Linked DNA regions of Homo sapiens: region 2 is linked to region 1. Evidence: read pairs that join two places in POLR2A ChIA-PET (ENCODE). Cell type or tissue: MCF 10A. All regions are shown on one strand. Links, peaks and the distances in the headings refer to the core of each region. The heading gives the core; the rest is flanking DNA.

Evidence for each region. ChIA-PET counts read pairs that join two places held together with the same protein. Peaks named below come from ENCODE experiments on the same cell type or tissue, not always from the same donor. Only the 100,000 strongest peaks of a DNase experiment are listed, where the experiment ranks them.
Region 2: POLR2A ChIA-PET joins it to region 1 with 6 read pairs; 2 of 35 experiments call an interaction of 5 or more read pairs at or near these places.

The regions. Positions count from the first base shown.
Region 1 is chrX:138,855,418-138,860,805 of GRCh38, forward strand. It overlaps a transcript of FGF13 not described here. Among named protein-coding and RNA genes, the nearest start is that of FGF13-AS1, 150 kb to the left of the region's middle. In MCF 10A, for the core only: no CTCF peak of the experiment used is centred there; a DNase peak (open chromatin) is centred at 3,234.
Region 2 is chrX:139,228,056-139,233,443 of GRCh38, forward strand. No RefSeq gene overlaps it. Among named protein-coding and RNA genes, the nearest start is that of F9, 300 kb to the right of the region's middle. In MCF 10A, for the core only: no CTCF peak of the experiment used is centred there; no DNase peak of the experiment used is centred there.

The sequences.
Region 1 (5,388 bases), core at 126-5,125:
CATCCCAGAAAACCTCTGACTTTAATACTAGTTACAAATCATTCATAAGAATAAAGACAGAAATATTAGCTTTGATATCGTGGCAGGAGGACCTGGAAGGAGGGCAAGACTGAGGAAAATCTCCAATCTGAAAGAAGACAATGCCCATCATCACAGTACACAAGTGAAAGGATGGCAGCCCCATTAAACACAATGGCAACAGCTCAATATGTGGATTAAATGACAGATCAAAAACTACCTAACTTTGCAGAAGAGAGTCTAACTGCTACCTATTCTCTTAAGAATTCTCTATATCTGAAAATATTCATAACAGTATTTACAATACACTCCAGATGGTACTTGAAAATAACAGATTCTGTCAAAATTATATGTAATAATAAAAGGAATGGGGTCTTAACTGTTTTTTAAAATCTGAAATATTGTTAAAAATATTTTAATTATGTAACTGATTGCTTGAGCGAATTTAACCAGCTGCTTCTTAACTGGCTTATTTTTCTTAACGAAACCAAATTTTGATTTTTAGGCTGATTTGCAAGTACAAAAACTGTGTGTGTGTGTGTGTGTGTGTGTGTGTGTTTATAATTTTTAGAGTAAAGAAAGCAGAAAATATTGGAATGTAGTATATATAGTAAAGTAATTGTCACTGGTTAAAATTTTTTTGTTTCATTAAAGTACAAAATAAAGTTAGTTATCTTCTCCACTAAACAACCAAATGATTGCTTTTACTCACTGTAAAAGTTCACCATTTATACCTCCAGATGAATATATGTGGAAGTCGGTGGTCACACTCAACGTGAATAGTTTAGACACCAAAAGTATGGGTAGAATATAAATATGAGTGCTCTATTCTATGGCTGAATTAAACACAGATACATGTAGGCTTCTCATTTTCTGCCAATGATTGTCTTAAACTCTATTTGGAAAGAAGAAAAGGGGAAACTTTGAGTTGTGAAGTTTTGCTTCCAAAACTACGGACTAGAGTGCATTTGGAGAAATTTATTTACTCACCGAATTTTAACCCACATGCCAGTCTCTCCCATATCAGAAAGACAATTATCATAAGGATTCCCATAATGATGCAAAAGGGCAACTTGAAATAGAAACAAGGTCGCTTTTAGAAATTATACAAAAACCACTAATGCAAAAGTATACACCAACTGCCAAAGAACAGGTGAATTTTGTCACTTCCAAATGTTATTCATTGGTAAACTGCCTCAGTGATATTTAATGTGAGGGGAAAATGGGCTGTTTAACAAGTATTAGCATTTACATTATAATTCTCAGAAGTTATTTTGGAAGCTGGAATGTAAACAGATGGCAATAAATTTACCACATTTTATTTGTAATGTGAAAAATATTTCTCTTTGATAGATGCAAAAATGTTGGAAACAATGAATAAATACCATTTCTGGCCAGATGAAATACTTTGAAGATATATTTGTGATATGGATTGCAATGAGTACCTTATTAACCTCAGTTTAAGTAACAGCAAGTAGAGTTGTCCAAACCTGTACTTGAGCTGAAAAGAAAAAACAAACTACTCATAGTTTCCTTGAGGCATGCATTTTACCATGGCAAAGTGCAACGGGGCGTGCATTATACAGGTAATCTGGGCCTGCTTCAGCAAACTAAGTAGATCATGAGCATTCTTCAAGTGCAATGCAAAAGCTTTATGGAGTGAAGGAGAGTTGAAAATTTTTGAAACAATCTTCTCATTATTTCATTTTAGAAGTTTCATTCCTCAGCTGACTGCTGCTTCAGGAATGCAAGGTGATGGGAACAGAATTGGCCAGATGTTGGCTACAGAAGCAAGCAACTTTGCCAGCCCAAATGGGGCAGTAAAATGACAGCAACTGAAAATGTTTCAGCTGTGAAAAGCAGGGTGACGCTGTGCGCTGTGCCAGAGATGACCATATTATACAGCGTCCCATCTGAGACTGTATAACACTTTCACCAGCCAGCCAGGGGGCCTCCTAGCTATGGCAGGGCCTGAACAACACACAGCACACCAGAGGGCAATGCACAATCCAAAAGAAAGAGAAAGAAAGAAGAATGAGAGAAAACAAGCAAAACACGCGTCTGTCGTGCACAAACCTTCCGGCTCTGTGTTCTCTTTGTGGTGTACTTGCTTCAGCGGGCAGCAGAAGATTTCGTGACACTTAGCACGAAAGGGGGACTCTTTTTTCTTTAATTCCGCAGATTGGATGGAATCTTGTCGTAACATAATGTATTCCTGTGTGCCAGGGGGGGCGTCATCCAGAACTGTGGTCACCACATAACAAAATGAACTCAAGTTAGAGCCTCAGAAAAGCAGCGAATGTCTTAAATCAAATATACTCCCAGGGAAGACTAAAGAAACAACAGCCCTAAGAAAAGTTTCAAAGAAAAACATCTAATAGCTTGGCGATTTTATTTTAATGGGCTTAGTTTAAAATACTAAAGCCGTGGAAATAGCTACTCGACTATATATACCTCTGTTGCTAGTACAATGAAAACAGTGTTAAATCATACCCAAAGTGCAAAAACGTATTTTAATATGGATGCTCATGTTGTATCTAAATAAACACCATGTAGAACTTATAGGTTTCAGATTGAGTACAATATAAGTATTCATAGGTTAAACTGGCTAATATCCACCAATTATCAGTAAATTTGCTTCTGTTTCTTTTCTTGGTCTGCTCCTGGTGAGGGCCTTACTTCCAAGCAGTATACACGGAGACAGACAGAAGAATCAGTCACTGCTCTTTACTCTTTTGATTTCCAAAGAGAACTGAAGCTGTTGCAAACATTCTTCAGATGTTCAAAACCCCTTAATGAAGACAAGAGATTCCAGCTGAGAGCCTACGAAACAACGCTTGGTCAAAGGACTACCTTGTTGGATTGTAAAAGAGCCAGGCCTGGTTTAATAATTTTGGCCTTAGGTATACACCAGGATCCTCTCAGTCCACATTTTTCTTTCTAGGCTCTTTATATGCTTCCTAAGTGTATCACTAGTGTTTTTGTATCACTATTATTTTTATTCCCTGCAAAAGCAAGATATTTGCCTTTATAGGGTTCACTGCTACATTCTCTATTCTGAAAACCTTCCATGAAAATAGGTGCAAATTTGATCTGCATTTTCAGAAACAGGGAACTGACCCCAGCATGAATTGTTTTCTTTCACACCCTTCCCAATGAGGCCATTCCATTTCACCAGAAGTGAGTCAGTGCCTCCAAAGCTTTGATTAATGACGAGCTGACTCATTCTACTACCCGAAATGCATACACTTAACACGCATGTAGGAGGACTGATACTACTAGCAAATTTCTTGTGGGGTGAATAATGCCGTGGTGTTTGTAAAAAAAAAAATAAATAAATAAACAAATGGTGGCTGAATTTAGATGGGATATGAAGCTTCTGTGTTGGGTAAAACATTCCTAGCTCATTGGCTGGGATCTTAAGGGGCTTTAAGAATTTCCTTTCATGTCAAGGAAAAAATAGTATAAAAACCAACATAACTTTTAAATTAGTATTATGAGTTTAGAACAAGTTCTTAATAGATTGACTCTATGAGGGATTGTTGTCTTCCTTTATAACTCATTAAATTATGCAAGATGGTGATGCTGATATTTTAGTCAGTTCTCTATTTCCCTCTAGCATTCAGCAGCAGCAATCAAAAATATTACATAGACACACCACGATAGCTTTTTCCGTAGAGAGTTCCCTTCATCTACTAGGAATGCGACTATAACTTCTTAGAATCTCGTTGTTGAATGCACATCTTTGCTAGCAACAGCTGCTATTCAAAACATTTGTAACCATTTCCTGCCATGAGCAGATAGTTATGATAATATAGACACTCATCAAATTCCAGCATCACAGCTGAAGACAAATTCTAGTTTTACCATCCAAAATATTTAAATAAAACTCCCCAAATTGGAACTCTTTAAAAAAAGAAGCACCCATGATTATATGGAAACTGAGAAATTCCATTTTCACCCACTGCTGTATAGAAAACATATTATAAGACTGAAGGACAATTGGAGGATAAAAGAGAAAAAATGACTTTTTGACAATGCATAAGGAATTTGTTATTCAGAAGTACGTGACAGATAACAGTAAACTGTCTTCCATTTTCATTGCTCAGTACCAACAATGATGTCACAAATTGACATTTCTGGAGATTAATAGTGGACTGAAGCTAATAGCCTTTGGCTGACTCTCCAGCCATCAGCTTTTCCCAGCTGGTCATTAATTCCCAGAAAATGCCTTGTACTGGCATCATTATTGTTTAATTAGATACGACTGGTTATCTGTAACACACAACAAAATTCTAGTGAAAGCTACATGCTGACTGATACAAGTGCTAACCCCAAAATTCATCATGATGGGAAAAACATGAAGGTCATAAAAGTGCAGGATAATTGCTTTCCACAAAATTTTCCCTGTCTTTTGTTCTTTCTTCAAATTGAATTTAGCAAGTGCAAAAGGTGCCAAGATGAGAGTGTTCAAGGAGTCATCAGAACAGTAACCATAGGCACAGAACATTTCCTCGGAAATCGTGAACATCTGGGAGTTAATGGGTCAGCTTTGGGTCTCAGGCTGTCTCTCCTCAATACCTCAAATGTCAGTCAATTCAAGCAAAACAGAAAAAAAAAGAGTAGTCAACCAACAGTAGCTTGATGTTATGTTGGCAAAAGAGCTAGAAACACTGATTTTTTTAAACCAGAAGTGGCACTGTATAGGCAACACATTACGCTGGCTTATAAAATCTCTTTAATTTGAGATATTTTGGATGGAAAATTAAAACTGTTATATCAAATGCACTTATTCCCAGGGCTCCCTCAAGTAGGATGGTGGCTGTATGTGCAGTTGACAGCAGAAAGAATGAAAGATGACTTCCCACAGGACTCCAGCAGTAAGATAGGTGGGTAGCTTTGTTCTGATTCCCTAAGAAAGTGATGAGGATGCAATGCGTCCATGGGGTACCAGCTTTATGAAGGGAAAAGGAGACCTGCAAAGAATCCAGCCCATTAAGATAGGAAAAGGGAATGGGTTTCTTTTTTCCCTGGCTTAATGCAATGTTTTCTGCCATTTTACCCAATCTGGTACATTCCCTTCTTGCACATGACCTCTATCCTCTGACAACCACTCTTGCCACTGTTCATCTGAACCATTTGTCCACCTTTCATTCAGTGACTCCTGCTGCCCTACCCAAAAATAGATTTATCCAGTCTTGGAGGTGGACAAAAAATTCCAGTGATTAGGTAGACATTAGATTTATACAAAGCTTCCTCCGATTTCAGAAATTCAACTTGACTCTTCAAGACAGATAAGGTGGTAAAAGTGGCTCCTGGTTTATTTCTGGATCTGGAAGCCCCATGCTTTTTGAAAGGCTGCTGAGCCCC
Region 2 (5,388 bases), core at 149-5,148, 370 kb after region 1:
TTTCTCAGGTTCACGGCTATGGCAAACAGAGGGGTTGAAGTCACTTGGTTTAGTAAACTAATAGCACTTAGATGAGTCAGAGTGCTCCTGCTTAGGGCCAAGCTCATGCTAGGCCCTGACTAGTTCTTCCAGACCCAGGAGTGGGCAACACCATGGTCAATACCCTCAGAAAGCTCAAGGTGGGAAAGATGGGGGCAGTATATACACAACTAATTGCACGTTCATCTCACTCCACTTTGAGAAATGCTAAGAAGGAGATATATGGGATACTGAGGGTGTGTGTGTGTGTGTGTGTGTGTGTGTGTGTGAGAGAGAGAGAGAGAGAGAGAGAGAGAGAGAGAGAGATCTTCCCAGTCTGAGCATTCATCAGTCTGAGCATTCATAGAGAGAAGGCTTCTAAGAGGAAGTAATATATCCATTGAAAACAGAAACTAAAGGAAATTTGTGGTGAAGTGGTGGGGATTGAAAGGAAATCCTCTCAAGTAAAAGGAAGACTCTGAATTGGGGAAAACCTCGAGAGAAGGTTAATGTAGTTGGAGCACAGAGAACTAGGGCAAGCATGGCATGAGATGAAGTTAGAAAGGCAGAGAAGGAATAGATTATACAGGGCCTTATGCGCCATGGTAAGGAGTAGACACTTTGTTCTGAAGGCAGTGGGAAGCCATTAAATTGTTCTAAGCAAAGTGTTGATATGCTCAGATTTGCATTTTTAAAATATCCTACTGACAACATTGTGGGAACTTGAATGGTGGAGATAGGAAAAGAAGCAGGGGACCAAATGACTGAGAGTTACAGAGCCAGGTGAGAGACTACAGTGGCCTGGAATAGGGGGATGGAATGAAGATGGAGGGAAGTGGACACTTTTGATAAAAATTTAGGAACTATAATAAACAGAATTAGGTGCCTATTTGGAAGCAGGGGTGGAGTGGGAGGAGTCAGGGATGACTCCTAGGTTTTGGCTGGAGCAGCCAAAAAATGGTAGCAGTAGGGATTGCAGCAAACACATTTAGGAGTGAGTGAAGGTCATGAGATAAATTTTGGAATTCCATGTCCAATTTTGCTGAGCAGTACAGTAAGGATGTAGTGGCTTCACCAGGCTGAAGGCTAAGTTTGTCTAACATCCTCTCATTTAGAGCAATCTGTAGGCTAAATCACTGAGCAACCTGGGGTGTCATGGTGCCCCACTCCTCATTCCTGCCCCTGTGAGTATATCTAAGGTGATCATGCTGGGTCTGTGCTCCCTGTGATCTCTGTTCTCCAGGAGTTCCTTATCTGGGACCTTGTATGGATAGGTTCAGCCCTTGGGCAGCATGAAACAGGTAGAGTCAAAAACAAGGAGACTCTGGATCAGTCTGGAAATTCTAAGACCGACTACCAGGCTACTCCCATTCCCACCTCCCACCTGGAGAAACTTGACGTATTTTCCCAGTCATGAGCCCATTTGTTCTCCACGACACTACTATGACAAAGACAGGAAATGAAACAGCTGACAGATGTGGAGACTGAGGCCAGAGAAGTTAAGTAACCTGTCCAAGTCATTTAACAAATACTCAATGTGTGTGCTTTGGGGACTGTATGTACCTTCTTTGTTCATCTCTCTCTCTTTTTCTACCTCTCAGTACCCCTAGCATTTAGCACATGGCTTGGCACAGAGAAGGGACACAGCGAGCACTTAGTGGAAGATATAAAGTGATATCACTTATTTTAAGTAAACAAAAGAAACAGCAGCACCTTCTAAATCTCTCTAGACATCACCTAAAGTTCCAATCTAAAGCTGTCTGGATGCCCTTTCCAGAAATACAAAACATGCCATACAAAACAAGTCGTCTTAGAGGAACTACTTTTATTTGTTATCATTTGTTATATATCTAAGCATTTCAAAGTGCCAGGTATAGTAAATGATGGGGCCTAGCCTTCTACAAGCCATATGATCCTTCATTTAAATAAATTTAATCAAATGCCTTCAATAGACACAGAAATTGCCATCTGGGAATATGAAATCTGCAAGGGAAGCAGCAGACGTTTGTTACTAGAAGCTTGGATCAGCAATAAAATTGGCAATGCTGGAGGTGGGGAGTACAGGTTAGGGGGTAAGGTAAAAGACGAAAACAGCTCTCTTGGTGGGAGAATCCATAAAGGCAGAGACAGAGGTGTACGGCATGGGCCTTAGGAGGAAACCAGCTTTGGAGCTGCTTAGGTTTCTCAGGCTGAGGTCTGCATGTCATCAGGGCAACTTATCAAAGGGCCAATGTATTTGTGGTTGGAAAGGTGAGGGAGAATAGCAGAGAGGGACTTCTCTCTGTTGATTGCGAATAACAGAAGCCCAATTTCAGCAGGCTTTCCCTGTCAGACTGGCCCCTTTCTGATAACCTCAGAGATATAAATCTACTAAAAAGAGATCTATTTTCCAATAATTCCAACCAAAACTCTAGAATTGAGTTCCATTGAGCTGGATTGAGTTCCATGTTTAATCCTAAACCATCAATGTGGAGAAGTGGCTGGAATTTATCAATAGGCCAGGCCAGGCCCACATGCCTATGCCTGAGGGATGGATGGGCATGAATCCCACCCAAACTAGTTGGAGTGAGAAGAGAGGCCAAATGACTCCTCAATGAAAAGTTAATGTCATCAGAAGATGGGGAGGTTAATGCTGGGTAGGCAGAAATAACCAAAGTGCGCTCACCAGCACTCACCAGAGGACAAGACTGGGGAAAATAACACACATGGAAAATTTTGAGGGGAATGAGTCAAGGCAGGAGATGAGGAAACAGCCTTGGATGTGGATGGGAGAGGAATATTGGTGGAGACCTCCTTGAGACGATCCGCATGTCCTTCAGGGATTATTGCTTTGTGTTTGGGACAGTGACAAAATTCTTCACAGAACTAAGAGAAAAATGCTCCTCTGCTGGGATACCCAAAACAGAAGCATCACTTGTGGGCAGGAATTTGAAAAACTTAGTAAGACCCTGTGTCCACAAAATTTTTTCTTAAAAATTAGCCAGGCATGATGGTGCATGCCTGTAGTCCCAGCTACTTGGGAGGCTGAGATGGGAGGATTGCTTGAGCCCAGGAATTCGAGGCCACAGTGAGCTGTGATCATGCCACTGCACTCCAGCCTGGTTGACAGGGTAAAACCTCGTCTCAAAAAATAATAATAAAAAAGCAGGGCCTGAAGCTGGTCATGTGCTGGGGAGCAGCAAAATGCATGTGTCATGAACTAAGCAAGTGTGCATAGTTTGTTTGTTTTTGTGTGTTTTGTTCTGCTGTTCCAAACTCCTTCATAAATATTTGCTATTACAAAGGATAAAATGTTCCACAGAGTACCACCAGGCAGAGTCTGGCTTCTCGTATTACTAGGGAAGTCAGAGAGTAGAAATGAGAAACTGAAAAGTTGTCTATCAGCCTGTTGGGGTCATTCCATCTCATTCAGCTTCAGATTTCTTGTCTGTAAAATGCAGATAATAATATTGTGTTTGTAAATACTTAGCATCCTACCTAGTTCATGGTAGACACTCAAAAGTGGTAGTTCCTTTTCTGCTCTACCCCCCTTCCCACAAGCATACACACCCCAAGGTGACAAGAAAAGCCAAGGCCTTTTTCTAAAAGCATCTGTTCACTCATTAGAACACCCTTAGCCGGAAAGCCTGTAAACAGAGGTAAACCATGCTATCTTTGTGCACCTCCTCACTGCTTGAGGTCACTTGTAATTGCCTGATGACCTTCTCCATCCTACTTGCCTAGGAATCTAGGACTGTTACTGGTCTTCTTGTTCTGATCACTCTGCCTTACCAGTAGATTCAGAGATTCATAGCATTTCCAAAACTCAAGTGAGCCACAGGGGTAATCTGGTCTGATTCTCTTCCCTGTCTTACAGATAAGAAGACTGAGGCCCAGAGGGGAGAAAGAGTTGGCTCAAAGTTTCATAGTGTCTTAGGAACAGAGTCAGGGATAGATATTGGGACTGAAAGACCAGTGTTCTTTCTACTATTACGCAGCTGTTACTAAGCTGATTTGTTGTTTTCACCAAATGTAATATATACTTTATCAGCTAAACCAACTTCTTCCAACATACATCTACAATAAGGGCTTTCAGGAATGAGGCAAAGGGATTAAATGGGGACTACTCCTCAAAGAAAAGAGTCATCCTTCTATTTAGCCAACCAGGGCTGATTAAATGTAGTGAGGAAGGCGAAAGAAGGAGGAATCTAGGTCTTACCCGCATATTCACAGAGGACCTCAAAATTAAATATTTGACTAGTCATTACCTGACAATAATGACAACAACAGCAAGAACAGCCACATGGTACTTGCTAGGTATGAGACCCTATTCTGAGCCCTTTATAGATAATAATACATTTAATCCAAATGATGTTATGAACTACAGTGATATTTTAAGTGCATGTTAAAATTGTTACTATGTTAATATTTTAAACATAATACAAGTGTTGTGACTCTATTTTGGCATCACTTGTTTTCTTAATGTATCATGAGCTTCAAACCATGAAAGAAGCCTGGATCTATTGACCTTGGAAAAACTCTGCCACCATCTCTCATCTATCACCCATCATCTATTCAGCTATCATTCATCAGCCATCATCCATCCATCCAACCATCCACCCACCAACCCATCCATCCACCCAACCATCCATCCATCTGACACTGCTGAGTTCTTCCCATAAACCAGGCCCTGTGGTTGATGCCAGTGATATGCAGATGGAGAGAATATAGTACCTGTGCTTGAGTTGTTCACAGTTTGTTTGGTAGAGGAAGAATAAGTATGAACAGACCATAAGGCATGGAAATCACTTGGAAACAGTGGCATAGAGTACAGAGAGGAGGCACCTTGTCCAACCTGTTTGCTTGATTGTTTTAGAGGGAAGTGTCAAGGAAGACTTGCCCAGGAAGGTGACACCTCAGAGGAGACCAGGATAATAAGAACAGAAGATTCCGGTGAGAATTCTTCAGCCAATAAGTCATAATATTCTTGGAATATCTGAGGAAAATTGTTATCACTCAGATAAATGCATTTATGTATCTGTAGATGTATTTCACCTTTTCAGAGGTGACTTTAAAATTCAGCTCCATCACTCAACAGCTGTGAGACTTTAGGTCTCAGTAACCTAATTGGTAAAATGAAAGTAACAATAATACTTGTTGTCCTCTCAGAGTAGTTGTCACCATCACATCCAAAATTGAGTGTCAGATGCCTGCAGAGACTTGACAATTAATAAGTTGTAGTTTTTTTTTTTCCTAAGTGGAATTTAACTTTCAAAAGTAGTGAGATGGCAACATAGCCAAGAGGGTAAATTGATCTTTTCTTGTTTCATATGGAGTCCATTTTTTTCTGCCTCTTCTATCACGCAGGTTATTCTATCTAGCCTCATTTTC